Regions from separate parts of the Homo sapiens genome. Here region 1 is linked to region 2. The links are chromatin loops, found by intact Hi-C in ENCODE. Cell type or tissue: PC-9. All regions are shown on one strand.

Region 1 (2,500 bases), 370 kb before region 2:
AAAAATAAACACTCGATTTCCAGATTTTTTCACTGGGATTCTAAAGCATCAGAATAAAGCAAATCGACTTTAGGGGAAAATAGAGGTAGAAAGATAATGGGGTTCTTGCAAGTAATCCCCTGGAGGGTACAGGCAAAAAAGAAAGGTCCTTTAAGGAAACAGAACTTCGTAACAGTTATGGGTGTAATATTTACCATATGTCCCATATGTTTTCAAATTACAAAAGTGCAACTCTTTCCCACAGCGCATTTGCAAGTGGACCTGACAACCCCAGGCCACAGAAATCAAAGACGGTAATCTACCATAAATTCTGCCACGCTAGATGGAACGAATATCTGTCAGATTTTTTAACTTAAACTTCTCTTCCTTTAAGAAGGCAGCATCTGGCTCTAAACTGCACATTTAATTTAAAAATCCTTTAATAACAGCATTAATTCTCATCGTTTTGCATTCTAGCAGTCTGTGACAAGCAAGCATGCGCTGCGTGCGTCAGGCAACCAGACTGCAAAGAGGAGAGGAGGCTGGGGAAGCCGAGGCGAGAGTTCAGGGAGGAGGCCGGGGAAGCCGAGGCGAGAGTTCAGGGGGCACTGTTTGCCTGGAGCCCTGCTCCGAGATCAAATCAGGGGCCGAGGACGTGTGATAACGAAGGAATAAAAGTTAGAATTCTTTTTGTCTAAGCAGAAGATATCTTTCAAATAGGACAATGCACTTGAAGCTTATAAAAAGCAAACTGGGCCCTTAAGAAGGAGAACTCAGCAGTGGTGACAAAGGCCAAGAATCCTGATCTTTGGACACGAAGTTAGACTTGGCTTCAATTGCAATTTCTAATGATCTTATTTTTGTGCTCTCCCTTAACCCTGGCTCAGTGCTTATCTTTTTAAATGACTTGTTCCCTTTCGTTGAAAAAGCAAAACTGGGAACCTCTCACAAAGTAAAGGCCACACACCCTCTGTCCCCACCCTAGGGCAGGGCGTGCAAGGAGGGAGGTGCCCTACTAAGAACTGAGAATTTACTAAGAGTAAATTCCTCCCTAACGCTTAGCAGCCTGACTTAGGAAAGAGGGCAGGGTGGCTGTGATCCAGAAGCTGAGGGTGTCCCCAGAGATATAAGGAAGGGGATGTGCTGCAGTGACACACCTGGCTTAGGGGGAGAAGGCAGGAAGGGCAGAAACTAGCTGGGTTGGGGGGTGGGGAGGCAGGAAGGGAAACCGAGTTTGGAAGAAAGGGCCCCTTCTAGTGAGACTGAGTAAGCACAGAAAAAAAAAAAAGCCCCTGCTTTGTGTGGCCTCCCTAGAGCCTGGGGAATTTGCAGGAGATAAAAGGCCAGACATTTCCCCCTGAAGACTGCAGGGTAGCACCTTTGTTTGTGAATGGCACACACCCTGGGGTGGGGATTCCTTTGCGGTTGCCATGACGGCCTGTCACACAAAGTTACATGTCCTGCTCTCTCCTCCCTGCCGCCCCAGCTGTCTTAAAATGGCCTGGATTTTAACTTCTGCATTCAGAATGGAGGAACTTTGCTTCTTAGGGTTTCTAACGCAAATGACCTAATTTTAAAGTCCATTTCCCTCCGCCGGCCGAGCAAATCTACATGAAGGGTACCCTGAGAATATTTTATTTTTGTATTCAGTGCCTTTTCAAATTTTCTGTTTTATGTAAAGCTGTGTTTGGGGCATTAACAATGCATAACGATAACCACTTAACAAACACTGCGAAGGGAATCTGAAGTAGGTGGCCTCTAGGGTGGGGGAAGAAAGAATAGAAAGATAATTCTCTGAGACCGAAGAAATATTTCCCTAACTATGATTTCACAGTAAAAGTTTCCTAATAAAAAAATGTTGTAAAGGAGGGTCTTTTAAAAAGTGGTCTGTGGTCTGACCCCTCTTCAAATTTACTTTTATGACTAATGTTGGGTGACCAAGCAATTATTATACTACTGAAAAATCTCATTAACTGCCTGAAAAATCAGCCAGTAAAGTGGGCCATGTCTGGTTTCTGCTCAACCTCATAAAACCTTTGAAGTCCCATAAGCGACCACATAATGACAGTAGAACTGGGGATGCCTCGACAACCTTCTTTCCTTCAGTCCCTCAGCTCGGCTCTAGAAGGCAGGCCCTGAACACCAGGGATTTTTGCCCACTCTATTCACAGTGTCCCTGGCACGTAAGAGGTGCTCAGGAAATATTTGTTAAGTAAGAGAAATTTAATTATTGTGATATCTGAGGGATTAAAGCCAAAAGTTAACCATAATAATATCCTAGATGATTTGAGGAAAATAAAACATTTATGCTGGGAACTTTTTTTAGATAAGATGTTAACTTGTATTTTCTTTCCCTGCATATTAGATCCCTTTTCTTCTCTCTGTTGAAGCCAGTAGCATGGGCTGAGCCTGTTTCCTCAAGGGCTCCATAAAGTCATATCCCAGCAAAAAGCCTAGTATGGTGTTTCTAAAATTACCTAACCTTTGTTGCAGACAAAATATCCTTGCAATAATCACGAAG
Region 2 (2,500 bases):
GGATTACAGGCGCCCACCACCACGCCCAGCTAATTTCTGTATTTTTAGTAGAGATGGAGTTTCACCAGGTTGACCAGGCTGGTCTTGAACTCCTGACCTCAAGTGATCCACCTTGGCCTCCCAAAGTGCTGGGATTACAGGCATGAGCCACCAGTCCCAGCCAGTATCACAGCTCTTAATTTGAAAAATGGAATGTTTGACTCCCGTAAGTCCATCAGCAACATCAATGAATGCTGCTTTCTAGTGGAACTCCCCCTGTAATCATCACACTATTCCACAAGACACAGGGAACTACGTTGTTCTTTCTATAAAGGTATAACATGAAATGCCCCTTGGTCACCAACAGAAAATGCGAGTGTCCCCACAACACCTTGCAGTTTTGGCAAATGCCTTAAAATGTCATTGCCGTTAGTACAATGTACTTCTGAATTATACTAGATCTTGTTACTTAAAGAGTTAATCAAGAGGCACACGTAGTACTAGATCACAATTACTTCAATATTTTGATAACTGTATTTCAAGATATTTGGTTTCCTTTGATAGCTGTTTCAATATAACTGGTTTCCTTGGTGCCCGATGTATTTATGTTATGGGTTTAAAAATATTATTCTTAGAAGGGGCCCACGGGCTTCATCAGACTGCTAAAGAGCTTCTTGGCACAAAGGTTGATTAAGAACTTCTTCTACACTGCCTCTGTTGCATGCAAAAATCATGCCTCCTCAACCATGAAGTGATTTTCTTTAAAATGGACATGTCACTTCTCCTTCACGGGGGAGAGTTGGTTTCACAGATGAGGCATACCCTTAATGCTGGGAGGGTGTGGCCGGCAGGATCTGCAGGGCCCAGCCGACTTTCTAATCGGTCTGGTTTCACCTAAGAGGGCAGCCCCACCCGGTCTCTGAGTCAGCTGTGCACAAAGCAGTCGGAACTGACAAGGTAAAGAACGCCTGACTCCTCTTTACAAACCCCAGGCTCCATTTAAACTGCAGATTCCGCGGGCATTTCTTCTTATCTAACTCCGCCCTGTGGGTTCCCAGGCGCTGACTCCCTCATCCTGCAGTTTCAATCCCTGCCTTGACTCATCCTCCTGGGCCTGCCTCTCCCCTCCAGAGTGCCTGTTCCTGCCTGCTCGGTGACTGAGCTGATCTCTCTAGGAATGACCTGTGTGCTGATCAAGCCGACACGTCTCTTTGCTTCCCGACGTCCTGATATGGCAGCAAAGGGTGGTAGAATGAAGTCATTCCTGCAAAAGAAGCTGTGAGAGGAAATACAGATGCAGTGGCTGAATATGAAAGTGCTTATGTTCCCAAAGGAAGAAAATGCTAAATCTCAATTAGAGGTTGGAAGAAATAATGACGCAGTCTTTTTACTTTTGTTCTTGCTTTTGTGTGTAGTTTTGCTTCTTTTTTTTTTTTTAATCTGTCTGGGTTTGCAAATCTCTGAATAATATCCACAAAGCCATCAGGGGTTCCAGGTTCCAAACCCTGCCATGTGTGATGGTAAAGGTGGCTCACATTTCCCAGGTCCTCCTAAGCTGTGGGTAGAACAGGCTCCTGTTTACACTCATGACTGGAATTTCCCTAGCCCGTCTACCTCCCTTTTAAGCACCTTTAAATTCCCCTTAATCAGTGTAAAAGTTCTCTAGGAAGGTCTTACGTGTGTTCAACAAATTCCTCTTGACTACAAGGAGGTGGTCACCATTTTCCTCCTCTGCTGCTCCAGCTAACTGGGTGTTATCCAGCTTCCGGTCCGTAAGGAGTGACCCAGTGTCCTCTGAAGTCCCCACCCTAGTGACATGCCTACCAAGGGCCATGGCACTGTGGCTGTGGCCTGAAGTCAGCCCCCAGCATGGAAAGCTGGGCTGAGCCGTGCTTTTTGAAGGGAGCTGGTGGGACACAGGCCCGGCTTGTGGCAGCACGCTGAAATGTTTTCTGAATTGAAGTCGTGTGCTCTCACCGCACAGCAGAGATGGCAGTGAGACTGCTCTTCAATGTGTACATTTCCTCCATTTCAGTACCTTGCTCAGGCCTCTGACGGCAGCATGTGAGGGCTGAGGGCCAGGCCAGAGCTGAGGGCGGAGTGGCCAGCAGTGTGTGTGCCCTCGTGCATCAGGTGTCCCTGCTGACCCTGGCATTTGGCATTGAGTCAGGCTGATAAGCCTTGTCTCTGTCTGGTTTTCCGACAATCCTTTCCCAGGAAACCTCTTGGGCAAGTTTGCATTCACAGCCTCAGGCACTGGGACACAGGTTTGGGGTGGGCTAACCCACCTGGTCCTCCAGCAGCCCTAGGCAGTCGTGAATCCTGCGGGGCTGCAGTTGAAGCGCAGGCCCAGACCCCGTCTCCCCATCAGGGCTGAGAGAAGCTGCGCCGTCCTGGAGTGAGTTTCCCACGCCCGCTGCTAGAAGTCCAGTTCAACAGAACAGAGCCGGCCAGAGCCTTTGGGAAGGTCTTCACGGCAGAAATGGAAATTGTAGTTTCTATAAATGTTTGCCAATATTCT

The links. A loop is a pair of places that touch in the nucleus more often than their neighbours do. Peaks named below come from ENCODE experiments on the same cell type or tissue, not always from the same donor. Only the 100,000 strongest peaks of a DNase experiment are listed, where the experiment ranks them.
Region 1: a loop joins it to region 2, with 8 times the contacts of the local background. A loop is called at or near these places in 2 of 110 quality-filtered maps.

The regions. Positions count from the first base shown.
Region 1 is chr13:106,099,425-106,101,924 of GRCh38, forward strand. No RefSeq gene overlaps it. Among named protein-coding and RNA genes, the nearest start is that of LINC00460, 280 kb to the right of the region's middle. RefSeq lists an enhancer at 870-1,737. In PC-9, no CTCF peak of the experiment used is centred here; DNase peaks (open chromatin) are centred at 1,037 and 1,337; H3K27ac peaks cover 1,919 bases.
Region 2 is chr13:106,471,253-106,473,752 of GRCh38, forward strand. It overlaps LOC105370346 (a long non-coding RNA gene), which reads right to left. Exons shown (of 2, transcript XR_002957491.2): 2 at 495-2,500. Among named protein-coding and RNA genes, the nearest start is that of EFNB2, 63 kb to the right of the region's middle. RefSeq lists enhancers at 521-1,720, 1,998-2,500 and a silencer at 889-1,183. In PC-9, no CTCF peak of the experiment used is centred here; a DNase peak (open chromatin) is centred at 999; H3K4me3 peaks cover 1,410 bases; H3K27ac peaks cover 2,500 bases.